Regions from separate parts of the Homo sapiens genome. Here region 2 is linked to region 1. A link is an interaction called in ENCODE POLR2A ChIA-PET data of the cell type or tissue named here. Cell type or tissue: GM12878. All regions are shown on one strand. Each heading gives the region's core, and the rest is flanking DNA. Links, peaks and the distances in the headings are about the cores only.

Evidence for each region. ChIA-PET counts read pairs that join two places held together with the same protein. Peaks named below come from ENCODE experiments on the same cell type or tissue, not always from the same donor. Only the 100,000 strongest peaks of a DNase experiment are listed, where the experiment ranks them.
Region 2: POLR2A ChIA-PET joins it to region 1 with 6 read pairs; 1 of 35 experiments calls an interaction of 5 or more read pairs at or near these places.

Annotation. Positions count from the first base shown.
Region 1 is chr13:33,144,224-33,149,605 of GRCh38, forward strand. The region is part of intron 3 of STARD13 (StAR related lipid transfer domain containing 13); the gene reads right to left. Among named protein-coding and RNA genes, the nearest start is that of KL, 130 kb to the left of the region's middle. RefSeq lists an enhancer at 2,645-2,944. In GM12878, for the core only: no CTCF peak of the experiment used is centred there; DNase peaks (open chromatin) are centred at 298, 1,581 and 2,818; H3K27ac peaks cover 4,850 bases.
Region 2 is chr13:32,809,233-32,814,614 of GRCh38, forward strand. LINC00423 (long intergenic non-protein coding RNA 423) reads right to left here. Exons shown (of 5, transcript NR_047020.1): 5 at 1-408. Among named protein-coding and RNA genes, the nearest start is that of LINC00423, 100 kb to the right of the region's middle. In GM12878, for the core only: no CTCF peak of the experiment used is centred there; a DNase peak (open chromatin) is centred at 2,279; H3K27ac peaks cover 1,103 bases.

The DNA of each region.
Region 1 (5,382 bases), core at 84-5,083:
TTCTCCTACGTACTGTCTTGTCTTGACTAAGAGCATCACCAATGGGCCATCCAAACTAGAAAATAATGTCATCTTGAGGCTCTACTCCTTCACAATCTACATTCGTTGATCACCAAATCCTGTCAATTATACCTCTATGATGTCTTTGAAGTCTTGCCTCTCCTTTGGCCCTAATTCAGTCTCCTGTCGTTGTTTATCAAGAGTCAGGCATCAGCCTCCTAATTGGTTTCACTACCACTTCTAAAACTTTACACTGAAACCAGTTCTATTTCTCAACTTTTTCTCACGTCGCTCACCGACTGAAATACGTTTAATGACTCTCCTCATTTTCAACCACCTCCAATGTACCCTCTGACTACGCATTCATTAGTGTCAGATATAGCAGGCAATGCTGAGTTGGAAGCTGATCATCTCATCTGAGACCATCTTTGGCAGGCTCTCAGCCTGTCTCTTTGGTCTGTTCCACGTGTGTTAGCATGTCTACCTAAGAGTGGGTGTGAAGTGAAAAAAAATGGTGGATATTGCACATTTGGTGGCTCTGTAACAGGTTTGTTTAGGGGAGGATTGCCTGTTATTTATAAAATGAACTTATCTAGTGAACTTGTTCTTCCATTAGGGTTTGGAAGCACAAACAAAACACTCCATTCTGCTTTTCTGTGGAAAAGCTTTTGATCTACGACACACACACAAGACATCAAAGGAATCATCTTCTATATACCACAGACTCGAATATGCTTTATACTTTCTGACACATGCAGGAAGTTTATTTATTATTTTCTAAAGCTGAAGACTCTAAGTAGATTTGACTTTATAGCTCTGGGTCCTTTTATTGCCCCTAAACTCAGATGTTTGCCTGTACCTTACAAATTGCTTCTCTACTTGGAAAAAGCAGTTGCAAAACATGTATTTGATAAAGGACTCATATACAGAACACCTAAAGAATTCTTAAACTCAGTAACAAGTCAAACAACCTGATTTTCAAATGGGCAGAATATTCAAACAGATACTTCTAAGAGAAGACATGAAAGGATGTTCAATATCATCAGTCATGAAAGAAATGCAAATTAAAATCATAACGAGACACCACTACACAACAGAATACCTAAAGTAAAAACGCTGACAACATTAAGTATTAGCAAGGATTCAGAACTACTGAAACTTCCAAAGCGTACAGTCTCTTTGGAAAACAGTTTGGCAGTCTCTTATGAAATTAGATATATTTTTAGTACTTGATCTAGCAATTCCACTCTCAGCTACTTATGCAAGATAAAAGAAATCACATGTCCACAAAAAGATTTATACTTTTTATAATTTTTTTTTTGCTGTAAAAAGATTTGTACTTGAATGTTCATAGCAGCTTTAATCATAAGATAGCCAAAAAGTAGAAATGGCCCAAATGTCCATCAGCTGGTAAATGGATATAAAAATTGTGGTATATCCATACAATGGAATACTCAACAATTCAAGGCACTAACTATTGATACATACAACACTATACATGAATCTCAGAGTCATTATGCTAAGTAAAAGAACCCAGACACAAAGAGCATACACTACAGGATTCCACTCATCAAAAAAATTTCAGGCAAGGCAAAACTGTAGTGACAGGAAACAGATGAGTGGTTGCCAAATGCTGGCACTGGGGGACTTTTTGAGGTCACAAAAATGTTCTGTGTCACGGCTGGGCATGGTGGCTCATGCCTGTCATCCCAGAACTTTGGGAGGCCAAGGTGGGCAGATCGCTTGAGCCCAGGAGTTTGAGACCAGCCTGGGCAACATGGAGAGGCCCTGTCGCTACAAAAAAAATATATAAAAATTAAGCCGGGTGTGGTGGCTTATGCCTGTAATCCCAGCACTTTGGGAGGTGAAGGCAGGTGGATCACCTGAGGTGAGGAGTTCAAGACCAGCCTGACCAACATGGTAAAACCCCATTTCTACTAAAAATGCAAAATTAGCCAGGCGTGGTGGCACATGCCTGTAATCCCAGCTACTCAGGAGGCTGAGGCAGGAGAATTGCTTGAACCCGGGAGGCGGAGGTTGCAGCGAGCCGAGATTGCACCATTGCACCCCAGCCTGGGTGACAGAGTGAAACTCCATCTCAAAAAAAAAAATTAGCTGGGCATGGTGGCACGTGCCTGTAGTCCTAGCTACACAGGAGGCTGAAGTGAGAGGATCACTTGAGCCTGGGAGGTCAAGGCTGCAGTGAGCTGAGACCACGCCACTGCACTCCAGCCTGGGTGACATAGTAGGACCCTGTAGCTGAAAAAATAAAGTTTTATGTCACGATTGTGGTGATAGTTACATAGCTGTACATTTCACAAAATTAATCAAATTGTATGCTTTGGTGATTTTTTGGAATATAAATTATATTTAAATAAAGCTGAATAAAAAATAATGCAAGTGAGTGACATCAGTGAAAAAGGTTAAGTGAAAACCTCCAAAACCCCACTTCTTCATAAAATCAACAAAAGTACTGGCAGATATTGTCAAAATCAACTTTTTAAGAAAGCTGTAAATTGATATGGGCTTCCAACAAACTAAGTAACACTAAGTGTCTATTTAAGAAAAATGGTTAAACATATGTAAGGACAGTGAGCTTTGTGACATTCAAACCCACCCTATTCCTATGCCCTTTTCCCCAGCTTTTCAGGAGCTTTGAAAATCAACAGCATCACCGTCAGAGTAGCTGTGAAAACTAGTAGCCTTGCATCCACTGGAGAGGGAAGAACATGTTTGAGCTTCCCCAAAACTCCGTTACCAAAGAATTGTCATTATCTGAGCTGTCTGGGAATTCCCTGAAAACCCCCAGTTCACAGCGCTTGTCTTTATTTAACCTGACTCAAATCATTACTGAAACTAGCTTATACCCAGGGTGTTTGTCAAAGACAGTCAGTAGTAATTAGTCAACATGGCAGTTGCCTGAAATGGTAATAACAGTTGAGCCAAACAAGATGCTAACCAAAAAGCTTAAAAAGAATATCTGGGAGAATGAGATGTCCATAGGGGACTTAGAAAAGTTCCAATGTATTCCTAGGAATCTAGAAGGCCAAGTACATGTGCAGAACTGTGTGTATACCCAGGAAAGACCTGAGCTGGCCCTAATCTTCCACCTTTAGCTGACCTTGATGATCTGCACAAGCAGGAAATCAAGGCTAAGGCAGAGTTATCAATTCCCTGCTGCAGTGCTGAAGCCATATTGTAACATGCACAAAGAGCCGCTCAGCAAAGACTGAGGGATTGGTTGAAGGTATCTAAGAAAATCTCTGTCCAATCATTTGCTGATTACTAAATTAACTGAGTAGATACTTCAGTGGATACAACAAGGGATACAGACTTTAGAGAATTAGTTCCAGATATTCATTAAACAGATAGCAACAATGACCACCCTGGGAAGAGAAGATCTGATTTCAAGAGGTGCCATATTACAATATTTAAAATGTCCAGTTTTAAACAAACAAACAAACAAACAAAAAACCAAAACAGTGGATATCAGCAAATTGATTCTAAAGTTTATATGAAGGAGCAAAAGACTCAGAATAACCAACACAATAATGAAGGGGCAAAACTGGAGGACTGACACTATCCAAATTCAAGACTTCCTATGAAGCCATAGTAATCATGATAGTATGGTACTGGTGAAAGAATAGACAAAGAGATAAATGGAGCAGAATGAGGAACCCAAAACAGACTCGCACAAAGAGAGTCAACTTACGTTTATAAAGGAGCAAAGGCAATACGATGGATAAAAGGTAGTCTTTCCACAAATGCTGTTGCAACAAGTGGATATTCAAATGCAAAAAAAATTTAGTCTAGACACAGACCTTATATCATCACAAAAATTAATTCAAAATGAATCATAGACCTAAGTGTAAACACAAAGCTATACAACTCCAAAAAGATAACATAGGAGAAAATCTACATGACTTTGAATAAAGTGATGACCTTTTAGATTCAACACCACAGGCCTGGTCCATGAAAGAAATAACTGATAAACCAGACTTCATTAAAATTCAATACTTCTACTTAGTTCTTTCAGAGAAAAAAACTTTCAAGAGAAAGAGAAGACAAGCTATATACAGAGAGAGCATATTTGCAAAAGATATCTCTGTTAAAGGACTATTAGCTAAAATATATAAAGAACCCTTAAAACTCAACAATAAGGAAACAAACAGCCCAGTTAAAAAGAGGGCAAAACATCTGAACAGACAACTCACTAAAGGAGATGAATATATGGTAAACAAGCCTTTAAAAAGGCACTCAACATCACATGTCATTAGGGAATTGCAAACTAAAACATCCATGAGATACAACCACATATCTAAGGTAAAAATCTAAAACACTGACAACACTAAATGCTGGTGGGAATGTGGAGCAACAGAAACTCTCATTCATTGCTGGTGGGAATGAAAAATGGTATGGCCACATTGGAAGACAGTGGGCAGCTTCTTACTGCCAAATACACTTTTATCATATACTCGAGAAATTGCACTTCTAGGCATTTACTCAAATGAATGGAAAACTTACATCCACATGCAAACCTGCACGTAGGTATTTATAGTAGCTTTTTCATAATTTTCAAAACTTGAAAACAACTGATATGTCAGGTGAATGGATAAACTGTGGTCCATGTGGGCAATAGAATGTTATTCACCAGTAAAAAGAGGTGAGCTATCAAGCCATGAAAAGACATAGAAGAAACTTAAGTGCATGTTACTAAGTGAAAGAAGCCAGTATGAGAAGGCTATATCCTCTATGATCCAACTATATAGCATTCTAAAAGAGGCAAAACTGTGGAGATAGTGAAAAGATCAGTGGTTGCCAGGGGTTGGGGAGAGGAGGAGTGGAAAGGTGGAACACAGAGGATTTTTAGGGCAATGCAGCTACTCTCTATGATACTATAATGGTGGATGCATTTGCCAAAACCCACAGAATATATAACACCAAGTGTGAACCCTAATGTACACTATGGAGAATTTGGGTGATAATGATATGTCAATGTAGGTTCATTGATTCTAGAAAATGTACCAGTCTGGTGGGGGATGTTGATAGTGAGTGGGCGGGGGGCTGTGCCTGTGTGGGAACAGGCTATATATGAAAACTCTCTGTAGTTTCTGCTCAGTTTTGTTGTGAACCTAAAAATTCTCTAAGAAACAAAGTCAATTTTTAAAAATGAAGTCTTTTTTTATTCATTTAAAACAATTTCATTTTTTGGACTTTGAAATTACTGATGTAAAATTATCTATGTGTCTTCTGTTCTTGGTTTACTTGCTCATTAGTTGCCATTCCTACTAACAAAGTCATCATCACTGAAGACATCTTAGACATTTTAGGTAGATTTCAAACAACCATCCAAATCTTCCTTCTGAATCTTGCCATAAGCCA
Region 2 (5,382 bases), core at 213-5,212, 330 kb before region 1:
TCAGAAGTCTGAAATCAATTTCTCTTGGCTGAGATCAAGGGTCAATAGGGCCATACTTGCTCTACAGGCTCGGGGAGAGTCCATTTCTTCACCTTTTTCAGCTCCCAGTGACTGCTGGCATTCCTTGGCTTATGGCTCCTTCCTCCATCCTCCAAGCCAGCATGTAGCATTTTGCTTCAGTTGTCACATTGCCTTCTGTTCTGTAGTCAAATCCTCCTCTACCTCCCTCATATGGGGACCCTTCAGATTACATTGGGTCCACCTGGATAATTCAGGATATGCTCCCTCTTTTAAGGTCCTCAAGGTAGCCAGGCATGGTGGGTCATGCCTGTAATCCCAGAACTTTGGGAGGCTGTGGCAGGAGGGTCGCTTGAGCTGAGGAATTCAAGACCATACTGGGAAACATCTCTATAAGGAAAAAAAAAAAAAAAAAAATAGCCAGGTGTGGTGGCATGCAACTGTAGTCCCAGCAACTTGGGAGGCCAAGGTGGAAGGACTGCTTGAGCCCCAGAGGTTGAGGCTGCAGTGAGCCAAGATGGCGCCACTACACTCCATGCTTGGGTGGCGGAATAAAACCTTGACTGGAAAAAAATTCTTAACGTGATCCCATCTGCAGAGTGCTTTTGCCATATAAGATAACAACCACAGGTTCCAGGGGTTAGGGCCACTGGAGGCCACTATTCAGTCTATCAGAACCACAGTTTGTTTATCCATCATTAATTAACGAGCATTTGGTTTGTCTACATTGTCGCTGTTATGAATAAGGCTGCTCTGAACATTCATTTACAGGCTTTATGTGGACAAGTGTCTTCAGTTCTCTTGGGTGTATACCTAAGAGTAGAAATGCTGTGTCACATGTCACAGCAATTTGAGGAATTGCCAAACTGTTTGTTTATTTATTTATTTATTTAGACGGAGTCTCGCTCTGTCGCCCAGGCTGGAGTGGCGCCATCTGGGCTCACTGCAAGCTCCGCCTCCCGGGTTCACGCCATTCTCCTGCCTCAGCCTCCTGAGTAGCTGGGACTACAGGCGCCCGCCACCATGCCTGGCTAATTTTTTGTATTTTTTAGTAGAGACGGGGTTTCACCATGTTGGCCAGGACGGTCTCGGTCTCTTGACCTCATGATCCACCCACCTCAGCCTCCCAAAGTGCTGGCTGCACCATTTTCCATTTCCACTATCCATGTATGAGGGTTTCAATTTTTCCACATCCTTACCAACATTTGTTATTGTCTGTCTTTTTGAGTATAGCTATTTCAGTGGATGTGAAGTGGTGTCTCGGTGTGGTTTTGATTTGCATTTCCCCGATGACTAACGACGTTGAGCATCTTTTCATTGGCTCATTGATCATTTATCTGTCTTTCAAGAAATATCTATTGAGGTCCTTTGCCTATTCTAAAACTAGGTTATTTTGTTGAGTTGTAAGAGTTCTTTCTATATTCTAGTTATAAGTCCCTTATTAGATATAGGATTTTCAAATATTTTCTACTGTCTTGTACATTGTCTTTTCAATTTCTTCATGTTGTCCTTTGAAGCACAAAAGTTGTTAGTTTTAATGAAGTTTACCTATCTTTTCTTTTGTGCTTTTGGCATCCTATCTAGTACCATGGCGACCTACCATGGTTCAGACCAATGGGAACCACCCCTTTTGACACTTATAGCTGTGTGGGTTATCTTAGAAAAGCAGGGCTAGACCAGGTGCGGTGGCTTACGCCTGTAATCCCAGCACTTTGGGAGGCTAAGGCAGGCGGATCATGAGGTCGAGAGATCAAGACCATCCTGCCCAACACGGTGAAACCTGTCTCTACTAAAAATACGAAAACTTAGCTGGATGTGGTGGTGTGCACCTGTAGTCCCAGCTACTCAGGAAGCTGAGGCAGGAGGATTGCTTGAACCCGGGAGGCGGAGGTTGCAGTAAGCCAAGATCGTGCCACTGCACTCCAACCTGGAGACAGTGAGGATCTGTCTCAAAAAAAAAAAAAAAGAAAAGAAAAGAAAAGAAAAGCACAGCTGGCCATCACCAGGGTCCCCTGCAGGTCCCCCAGGTCAGGCAGTTATTTATCACAGTACTTGGATGGGTTTTAACCACAGAACTCTATAAAGTCACAGAAAAATTACTTCAATGTGACAGAACCCAAACTAGGAAATAAGATCTCTTTGCGGTTTATGTTACACACACACACATACTCTCTCAACCATAATTAGACACAGCAAACCATAAATAAGATGCAGCGGGGTTCACATGTCACCTTCCATCTCTCTCATGAGAGAGCTGGAGGGCGCCTTCGTCAGTGTGGATCCTGTCCAGCCTGCTCCTCTGTGAGCTCCCTGACGTGGGAGCAGTGCTGTTCTGTGCTGATCTCGCCCAGCAAGTTGCTTCCTCCTTTTGAGACTTTGTTGTCATTTGTCTTGGCCTCCACTTACTCTCGATCTGTGTTCACTGAATCAACCACCCAGGGCTGTTGCTAGTGTCACATAACCTGGGAATGGCTTTACAAACAAAACAACACCCATTCCTGGGACCTGCTGCTCCTTTCTAGTCTCTGACCTGCAATCAGCTGCCTCTCTATTGCATCCCTGCTTTAGCCACAGGAAGGGTGCTTTGTATTCAGCATCTTTTTTCTTTAATTAAACAAAAACAAAACTTCTGAATTGGATCTTCTGTTGTAGGGAAATGCAATGTGTGTCATTCCTGGGGGACACTCCAGTGGGCATCTCTGCAGCTCCTGCAGCCGGCAGTGCTCACTCATTACTGCATGTCTACTGCGGCACAGGTGGGACAGGGACCCCACGGGGCCTGAGAATCACGTAGTAGGTCTTCAGCAAAGGCTGACTGAATGAGTACAGGTTACTGATGGAAACTGAGATCCTTAGAAATGGAGTAACTCTCTCTAGAGACAGAGGACGAACTAAGTGGCCTTTTCTAAGTGAGTACTCATCAACCTTTGGGGGAACAGATACCCAGTTTCATTATAATTCACTTTTCAATTTATTGGAAATACTGAATTTATTATTCAGTTTATTGATGAAATGGAAGTAACAGTCCCCTGCAGTGTGTGTATGTGTGTGTTTGCTGAAGGAGGTGGCCATGTATTTAATGGTAAATTTCAGTATCCAGAGCATTTCCTGCTTTTAGTTTTGATTTTCTTTTATGTTACTAGATACGTTCTTAACGTGATCTTAATGTAGTTAAGTTAGCTTATAACGGCTACGGGATAAAATAGGCTCCTAGACAGCACATTATAATGCCCCTTCTGAGAAAAGAATTACAGCAAAAGCTGGACCCAATTGTAATAACATTAAACTTATAAAAGCATGAAATTGCTTCATAGGGTGTACATGAATTAATATCTTCTTTGCACTGGTGGTTTTCCCATATAGTACATCACTCAGGCTCAGCAACACACAAGTATGCTTTTGTACCAGCGAAGATTGCATTGCAAAGCTGTATCATCTACTGGAAAAAAAAAGAATAAAAAAGGAAAAGAAATACCCAGAATAGTTTGGGCTGGTCCAGGAGTGAAGGACACTTTAAAGATTGCCTTTCTCCTGAACTCCTACCCTGCTCTCTGCCCTTTCTTGTGGACTGATGGCCTTTCATGAGTTGGCAGGACTTACCTATCTTGATCTTCTGGTCCCATGTAAAACGCACGTTCTTATATCCAGAGGATCAGAGCCAGCCTAGACAGCCCAACACCATGCAGACAACCGTGCCATGGACACTTCAACTCAACTGCAATGTCGATTTGTTTGCAAAGATGAGCCAGTACTGTAAATGTCAAGCAACATTGCTCTGTGCAGCAGAGTCAGCCATCTTTGAACTCACCAGAAAGTACCTATGAGACTTGCGGACTTTTGAGCATATTACATTGATCATGTTGAAAGGTAGAGGCAAAAAGAACCTGTTCCTGCCTGTGTAGCAGTTTTTATTCTTTTGATTTTGAATAAGAGTAACATTTTTTGGCCAGCACTTTGAAAATGGCCCTCTCTGAAGAACGGTTCTCTAGCATACTTATAAACGGGCGGTAACTTTTTTACTTTGGAATGACCTGCAAGGAGCTGCATCTTCCAGAACAGGTGAAAAGGCATAGGCTCTGGAATCAGAAAAAGCACGTTTAGCTGCAGGCTCTTAACACAGGGGGCCATATTCATCTCTGTATTGTTCCAGTTTTAGTTCATGTGCTGCCAAGGCAAGCACAGCCATAGCCTTTTAACATGTTTCCTGGCTTTACTAATAAATCCACAAAAATGGGAAAGATTTAAGACTTAATATTTTTAAAATGCAGATCTGATTCTGTCACTCTCACCCCTACCCTGATTTCCTCAGTGGCTTCCCACTGCACTTGGAATAAATTCACACTCTTTGCCATGGCCTAACGGCCCTGCACAACCTGGTACTTTCTACTCTCAGACCTCACTTTATTCCTCCTTTCCCTGGCCCCCAGCTCCAGTTATAGTCTCTCTTCCCTAGAACACCCCAGACTTGTTCTGCCTCTGGGCTATTGCACCTGTGATTCCCTTTGCTCGGAACTCTCTTTCCCTAGAGCTTCAGCTCTTCATATGCCTGCCTGTCACCCTTCAGATATCAGCTCAGCTGGGTGCAGTGGCTCACATTGGAATCCCAGTGTCCCCGTGCTTTGGGAGGCCAAGACAAGAGGATTGCTTGAGACCAGGAGTTTGAAACCAGCCTGGGCAACATAAGGAGCACCCCCTCACTACAAAGTTAGCTGGGTATGGTGGTGTGCACCTGTGGTCCCAGCTTTTCGGGAGGCTGAGATAGGAGGATCACTTGAGCCTGGGAGGTTGAGGCTGCAGTGAGCCACAGCACACCAGCCAGCGTGACACAGCGAGACTCTCAGAAAAACAAACAAACAAACAAACAAACCAAAAAACCAATCCCACTCCCTTAACAAAATTCAAATATCTAGCTCACATGAAAGTAGCACCTTTTAAGAGGTGATACTTTTTTTTTTCTTAAGTCAACTTTTATTTTAGATTCAGGGCGTACATGTGCAGGTTTGTTACTTGTGTATATTGCATGATGCTGGTGTTTGGGGTTCATAGTTGACCCTATCCTCCAAGTAGTGAGCATAGTCCCCAATAATTAGTTTTACAACTGTTGTCCTTCTTCTCCCTCCCCCTGTATTAGTTCCCAGTGTCTATAGTTGCCATCTTTATGTCTATGAGTACCCGATATTTAGCTCCCACTCATAAGTGAGAATATGTGGTATTTGGTTTTTTGCTCCTGCATTAATAATAGCCTCCAGCTGCATCCATGTTGCTGCAAAGGACATGAATTCCTTCTTTTTAATGGCTGCATAGTATTCCCTGCTGTATATGTACTTCATTTTCTTCATCCAGTCCACCGTTGATGGGCACCTA